Regions from separate parts of the Homo sapiens genome. Here region 2 is linked to region 1. A link is an interaction called in ENCODE POLR2A ChIA-PET data of the cell type or tissue named here. Cell type or tissue: PC-9. All regions are shown on one strand.

Region 1 (4,000 bases):
TGTAGAGACGGGGTTTCACCATGTTGCCCAGGTTGTTCTCAAACTCCTGGCTTGAGCAACCCACCCGCCTCGGCCTCCCGAAGTGCTGGGATTATAGGTGTGAGCCACCGTGCCTGACCATGAGTACTATTTTAGATAGAATAAGAAAAGGCCTCTCTTAAGAGTGACATGTTTTCTGACATATGACTGGTGTGAAGAACTCAGCTATGCAAAATTTAGAGTAAGAACACTCCAGGCAGAGAGGCAGAGGTAATGGCCCTAAAGCAGGAACTACTCTAGTGTGTTGAAGGACATTAAAAAGCCAGTGTGACTGGAGCAAAAAGCTGAATGGTAGATGAGATGGTAGACTTAGAGGAAGGACAGAAATAATTAATAAGCAAGCCATATAAGCGATAGCAAGAGGCTGGATTTTATTCAAAGAGCAAAGGAATGCCATGATGGGTTTCTTAAAAGCGAATAATATAATTAGATTTTTAAATATTATTTTGTGTCTTTACATTCTTCTTTCCAGGCAGAGTTTCAAAAAATATGTATCTTTAGTCCAGAGATGAGGAGCAACTTAGCTTGATTTGTGATAAAATAATATTTCATTTGTCACATTTTTTAGAGTCACTCCTAATTTATCACGAAGTTTTGAACATCAAATTCTTCTAGAACTATGTTTATAGTATAGGAGAAAACTTTTTTTTTTTTTTTTGAGACAGAGTCTCACTGTGTTGCCCAGGCTGGAATGCAGTGGTGCAATCTCAGCTCACTGCAACTTTTGCTTCCTGCGTTAAAGTGATTTTTCTGCCGCAGCCTCCCAAGTAGCTGGCATTACAGGCATGAGCCACCATGCCCGGCTAATTTTGCTATTTTTAGTAGAGATGGGGTTTCACCATGTTGGCCAGGCTGGTCTCGAACTCCTGACCTCAGGTGATCCATCTGCCTTGGCTTCCCAAAGTGCTGGGATTACAGGCATGAGCCACCGTGCCTGGCTGAGAAAACTATTTCTATGGTCACACAAATTGCTTGGTATATTGTGCACACATTCAGTTTCGGGGGAGAAGACTCCATAAGAACATGCCTACTTCTTGACCTAGATACAAAGCTGCCAAATGTGGATAGCAATCAGTGGGTGGGACAATTAATAACCAGAGCTCCAAAGGTATAATTTCTTAGCGCATGGGCCCTGGACAAAATGTTGAAGTGGGTAATATTTCTCTTGTTACCTACCTCTTCTTTCTGTGTCTTTCCCCCTAGATTTAGCAATCTCTTCACCTACCCCAGATTCATAGTGATCTGAAGTTGCCTAGAGTGTGCTTCGAACTAGAGGAAATAAAACATATCCATTCACAAAATGGGTTAGTTTTTCAATCCTTTCGAGGGTGTTATTGGCATTTAACAAGAGTTATAAAAAGGGACATAAATCACTAATGAAGGAATTTTAGACATTAAAGCAAGGGGGAGATAATTTGGGGTTTGAGATGTTAATGGGCTCATACTATTCCAATCTACTCAATGTAGAGTCAACATTCCACATTTCTGCCTTATCCTGACTTTCAATTATAAAGATGGATAATTAAGAATAATTTATCTTTTAATTTTTAAAAGTAAGGCTGAGGCTGGGCACGGTGACTCACGCCTGTAACCCTAGAACTTTGGGAGGCTGAGGCGGGTGGATAACCTGAGGTCAGCAGTTCAAGACCAGCCTGGCCAACATGGCAAAACCCCGTCTCTACTAAAAATACAAAAAATTAGCCAGGTGTGGTGGTGCATGTCTGTAATCCCAGCTACTTGGGAGGCTGAGGCAGGAGAATTGCTTGAACCTGGGAGGCAGAGGTTGCAGTAAGCCGAGATCACGCCATTGCACTCCAGCCTGGGCAACAGAGTGAGACTCCATCTACAAAAAAAAAAAAAAAAATTAAGGCTCAGATCTGTCCCTTTTGCATTGACTAAATTAACTTTCAGAGGCAGGGATCGAACACAGAAATGAGCTGTTTTTAATTTTCATGATTTCTAAACTTTCACCAGAATAATAGGGAGACAAGGCTCACCAAATCTGATGGGAGGGAAATCCTTGAGGTAAAAATGGAAAGGAGTTTAAGGTGGCTGAAGACGAAGTGGAAATGTAAAAAAGCCTTTAAATACTGTACTCTCAGAAAGTCTGTCAGGGTCTGAAACCGAAGAAATATTAAGAAATTAAAAAATAAACTTAAAGAAAAAGTCTGGGTTGAGCCCAGTGGTGCACACCTGTAATCCCAGCACTTTGAGAAGCCAAGGTGGGAGGATTGCTTGAGGCCAGGAATTCAAGACCACCCTGGGCAACATAGTGAGACCCCCATCTCTTAAAAATAAATTAGCTAGGCATGGTGGTGCATGCCTGTAGTCCCAATTACTTGGGAGGCTGAGGTGGGAAGATTGCTTGAGTCTAGGAGGTTGAGATTGCAGTGAGCTATGAATACACCACTGCACTCTAGGCTGGGTGACACAGAAAGACCCTGTCTCAAAAAAGAAAAGAGAAGGTCTCGGAAAATGAGGTTAAAAATTACAGTCTTGTACTCTTTAACTTTATTGGGGATATCAAGTTCCTTTTAACTTCCTGATGCCTCAGTTTCCTTTTTTTTGGAGACAGAGTCTCACTCTGTTGCCCAGGCTGGAGTGAAGTAGCACAGTCTCAGTTCATTGCAACCTCGGCCCTCAGTTTCCTATATAATAGTTATACTTTCGCTGGGCACAGTGGCTCATGCCTGTAATCCCAGGATTTTGGGAGGCCGAGGCGGGCAAATCACTTGAGCCCTGGAGTTGAAGACCAGCCCGCACAACATGGACCCTGCCTCTACAAAAAGTACAAAAAATTAGCTGGGCATGGTGGTGCATGCCTGTGATTGTGGTTCCAGCTACTCGGGAGGCTGAGGCAGGAGAATCACTTGAGCCTGGGAGGCAGAGATTGCAGTCAGCCGAGATCATGCCACTGAATTCCAGCTTGGGTGAGAGAGCTAGACCCTGTTTCCAAAAAGGAAAACAACAACACCAACAACAACAACAAAGTAATAGCTTAATTTACCTGTTTCCTCTGAGGAATACTCTTTATAATACAAATGAGAGATGGTAACTTTCCAAATTATTTTAAATAGGAAAACAATACTTCTGGTTTGGAAGTCCTGGCTATGCCTATTGGTCATTTTTGAGTTTCACCTGAATAGGTATTTATCTTTATATCTGAAGACACCAGACTAAAATAATTCAGAGATCCCTTGCCAATTCTTATATTTTATATATCTAATCTGACACTTCTTTTTCTTTGAGACAGAGTTCAATTCTCCTGCCTCAGCCTCCTAAGTAGCTGGGATTACAGGCATGCGCCACCCAAGTAGCTGGGATTACAGGGGTGTACCACCACAGCTGGCTAATTTTTGTATTTTTAGTAGAGACAGGGTTTCGCCCTGTTGACCAGGCTGGTCTTGAACTCCTGGCCTCAACTGATCCTCCTGCCTTGGCCTCCCAAAGTGCTGGGATTACAGGCATAAGCCGCTGCACCGGGCCTCTGATCTGACACTTCTAACATGTGCTGTGGGTCAGAATTGTATTGGGCTCAGCATCAGAGGTATTTTTCCTGTGATCACACAGGTTTTCTTCTTAACACCCTGGTAGTTCCTTCTCAGTCTCTTTTGTGAGTTCTTCCTCTTCTGTAAGTTCCTCAAAGCTTTCTCCTTGGGCCCTTTTTTCACTTCACAATCTCAGTGTAGGTGATCTCATTCAATAAGCTTTGGTTACCACCTAGAAACCAATAAACCTCAAATTTTTATCTCCAATTTAGGTCTCTTTTCTGAGCTTCAGACCTGATCTTCATCTGTGTCTCTCACAAATAACTCAAACTTAACATGTCCAAAACTGAGCTAGTATACTCTTCTCCTACCAAAACTCCTTTTTCAGAATTTCCTGTTTACTGAGTTACTGGCACCATCATCGATCCATCCAGAAAACCAGACAGCAGGGAGTTATACCTAACACTTCTCTC
Region 2 (4,000 bases), 260 kb after region 1:
AGCGATTCTCCTGCCTCAGCCTCCCAAGTAGCTGGGATTACAGAGGTGTACCACCATGCCCGGCTAATTTTTGTATTTTTAGTACAGACGGGGTTTTACCATGTTGGTCAGGCTTGTCTTGAACTCCTGACCTCAAGTGACCCACCTGCCTCGACTCCCAAAGTGCTGGGGGATTACAGGCATGAGCCACTGCACCCAGCCCATTTAGATTTAGATACAATTTTTCTTTTGTTCCTTTTATAATTCTAAAGCTACTCTATTAGATTTGGACTACTAAAATGTACCATATAGCCAGGCAAGGTGGCTCACACCTGTAATCTCAGCACTTTGGGAGGCTGAGGCAGGTGGATGATCTGAGGTCAGGAGTTCAAGATCAGCCTGGTCAACATGGTGAAACCTCGTCTCTACTAAAAATACAAAAATTAGCCAGGCCTGGTGGTGGGTGCCTTAATCCCAGCTACTCGGGTGGCTGAGACAGGAGAATTGCTTCTACCCAGGAGGTGGAGGTGGTAGTGAGTGGAGATCGTGCCACTGCACTCCAACCTGGGTGACAGAGCGAGACTCCGACAAAAAAAAAAAAGTACCATATATAAGCTCAATAAAAATCATATTTGATATATTCAAGAATGGTTTACTTAGAAAAGAATAAATTTGCTTTTAAATGTTTGATGGGAGTGGTGCTGATACCTTTCCAGGAGAATCTGAGACTACTTTTACATGTTTGCAAGAGAAATATATACATTTAAGCTATTCAAAAATCTAAAATCTAATAATTAGATGGTAGATTTTTTTATCATCTACTAAACATTGCTAAAGACTGCCAAATAACACTTAAATGTGTTTTGACTAGCAGTGGTTTTAAAATGCAAAGTCATTACAAGTCTCTTCCAGACAGTGTGTAACAGCAAAGAACATATGATTTCTCTAACGACTCCTTTTACAAGGAATATCTTGAGTAGCCCAGGTAACTTACTAATTCAGTTTCTAACCCTCTCTCCAAAAGCAATACAAATCAAGAAAGAGGGTTAAACATTTGTGGGTAATGACTAAACAAATCATATTTAGCTATTCCTTAGCTATTCCTTTTTCCAGTTCCCACTGTCATTGTCCTAAATCTTTACTATACTCCTTGCGTCCTGACTGTATCCTCATTTTTAACATTGACCTTGCTTCCCATCCCTACACCATTTAAGCATATTCCTATTTTAGAAACTGTTCCCCTCCATTCCACATTCCATGTCCTCTTTGCCCTTTCTACAATGAAACATCTTGAATAACCTCCATTCGCTTCATATATTTCCTGCCTCCTCTTTACTCTTCAAGCCACTCCAACCTGCATTCCATACCTACCACTCCATGGAAACTGCTCTGCCTAAGAACATCAATGATGTTCATCAATCCAATGGATATGCTTTAGATCTCATCTATTTAATCCTTTCAGCAGTATTCAAGCCAATTTACTACTTCCACCTTGCCATCCATGACTGCCACATTCTTCTAGTTTTTCTCTTACATCTCTGGCATCCCTTTTCACTCTCCTGTGCAAGCTTTTTTCCTCTGCCAATCCCTTAAATTGTGATTGTGGTGGTTTAAAATTTGTCCACAAATTCTTTTCAAAAGATAAAGCCTAATTTCCCTCCTCATGTCTGAAATTCCCATCCCCAGGAGCATGAGTGGAATTTAATGGCTTGTCTCTAATGAACAGAATAAGGCAGAAGTGGTGGTCTCTGACTAGGTCATAAAAGGGATTGAGGCTTCCTCTTTGCTCTCACTTGGATCACAGCCAGCTGCTCTGTCATGATGACACTTAAGCAGCTCAATGGAGAGGCTACCTGGTGAGGAATGAGGCCACCTTCCAACAGCCAGCAAGGAACTGCCACTTTCTGACAACAGCCATGTGAGTCATCGTGGAAGCTGATCTTCCTGCTCCAGTCAAGCCTTTCAGATGACTGCAGCACTGGCTAATATATTGACTACAACTTCATAAGAGACCCTGAGCCAGAACTCAAAGTTCTGACCCACGAAAACTATGAGGTAACAAACTGTTGTTTTAAATTGCTACATTTTGGAGTAATCTGTCATAACGCAATAGATAACTAAATCCAGTGGTATTTTCCAGAGTCCTATCCAAAGATCTCTATTCTACTCACTCTCTCAACTCTCCATATATGAAAAACTAATATTTATCTGCAGCCCAGATTTATTTTATGTTTTACTGACTGATAAGAGGATATGCAGCCCAGATTTTTGTCCCAAGCTCCAGACTGTAACACATCTTTATGTCAATTTCAACATGCCCCAAAGCAACCACTTCTCTCCCCCAACCTGTTCTTCCTATCTTCCTTTTTATCATTCAACCAGCTCAAGCTGAAAACCTGGATGTCTTCAGACTCTTCCCCTTTCACTCACATCCAATCACTAAATCCCATCAAAAGCAACCTCCTGATTACTTCTCCGCAACCATATTCTTTAAAATAAAAAAAAAAACACACATTTCACCTGAACCTACTGATCAATTTTAACATCATAGAGAGACAAGCTAACATCATATGCCTCTTGATTTGATAGGTTCCACCTATATTCTTGCCCAAAAGAAAAAAAATAAATTTGATTAAGCTTTCAGCTCAAATTATCAATTTATATAGGAAATACAGAGGACAAAGGAACCTGTTTAAACATACCAAAATGATGCTTCCAACAAAATCCAAAATGCAGAAAATTCTACAGAGTAAATGACCTGGTGTCTTAGACAAATAAATGGCCAAGAAAAAGAGAGGGAGAACTAGAGATTAAAAGAGACTCTATAATTTTATATGCAGATCTTGTTTGGAATTCTGACTCAAACCAACTGGTAAGGAAGAAATGTTTGCGACATTCTAGGAAATTGAACAGACTGGATATTTGATATTAATAAATACTACTATTTAGCTGTAATAAAAGTGTTTTGATAACATTCTTTTGAAAATAGAGGGACCTTAACTTTCTTTTTTTTTTTTTTTTGAGACGGAGTCTTGCTTTGTCGCCCAGGCTGGAGTGCAGTGGGACCATCTCGGCTCACTGCAAACTCCACTTCCTGGTTCAAGTGATTCTCCTTGAAGGGAGAGGCTGAATTCTTGGCCTCCCAAGTAGCTGGGATTACTGGCGCTGGCCACAGCAGGGCAAATTTTTGTATTTTTAGCAGAGATAGTGTTGGCCAGGCTAGTCTTGAATTCCTGACCTCAGGTGATCTCCCCGCCTCGGCCTCCCAAGGTGCTGGGATTACAGGCGTGAGCCACCATGCCTGGCCACATACTGAAATATTCACAAGAAATAATAATCTGGGATCTGCTCTAAAAATAATTCAATAGAGGAGGAAGGAGTTAATGGGAGTACTAATAAAACAAGACTGGCCATATGTTGATACTTGTATAAGCTGGATGAAATGAATTCATTTTACCGTCCTCTTTAGTTTTATGAATGTTAAAAATTTTCTATAATAGGCTGGGCACAGGGGCTCACGCCTGTAATCCTAACATTCTGGGAGGCCGAGGCAAGTGAATGCTTGAGCCCTGAAGTTCGAGGCCAGCCTCAGCAACATGGTGAAACCCCGTCTCTACCAAAAATACAAAATTAACCAGTCTTATCAAAATAAATGAATAAATAAAATAGATTTATTTTTTTAAATTTCTATAATAAAAGATTTTTCAATAATAATAAAAAGTGCTTACAACACTGAAATAGCTCTCCACTGCCCTGGGGATAAAGTTCAAATTCCTTAACATGGTTTGCCAAGAAAGCCTTTCATTATCTGTCCTCCTGCTTAGCTCCCCAGTTCATCTCTCACTACTACCTACCTCACAGCCCAACCTCCAGAACTGACAAGCTGCTTACTCTTCTCTCCTCCAAAAAACTTTTATTCCCTTTGTCTCAAGCACTTTTCCCTCTCTGCTCATACGGCTAATCTCTCCTCATCATTCAAGTCAAAACAAACCTGCTTCTCCAAGGAAACCTTTCCTAACCC

Evidence for each region. ChIA-PET counts read pairs that join two places held together with the same protein. Peaks named below come from ENCODE experiments on the same cell type or tissue, not always from the same donor. Only the 100,000 strongest peaks of a DNase experiment are listed, where the experiment ranks them.
Region 2: POLR2A ChIA-PET joins it to region 1 with 5 read pairs; 2 of 35 experiments call an interaction of 5 or more read pairs at or near these places.

The regions. Positions count from the first base shown.
Region 1 is chr1:51,883,144-51,887,143 of GRCh38, reverse strand. No RefSeq gene overlaps it. Among named protein-coding and RNA genes, the nearest start is that of NRDC, 6.4 kb to the right of the region's middle. RefSeq lists a silencer at 3,621-3,821. In PC-9, no CTCF peak of the experiment used is centred here; no DNase peak of the experiment used is centred here.
Region 2 is chr1:51,620,506-51,624,505 of GRCh38, reverse strand. All of the region lies in intron 1 of OSBPL9 (oxysterol binding protein like 9), which reads right to left. It overlaps LOC105378719 (a long non-coding RNA gene), which reads left to right and starts at 1,962. Exons shown (of 3, transcript XR_947339.4): 1 at 1,962-2,034. RefSeq lists enhancers at 1,873-2,012, 1,156-2,355. In PC-9, no CTCF peak of the experiment used is centred here; a DNase peak (open chromatin) is centred at 1,855; H3K4me3 peaks cover 2,008 bases; H3K27ac peaks cover 3,788 bases.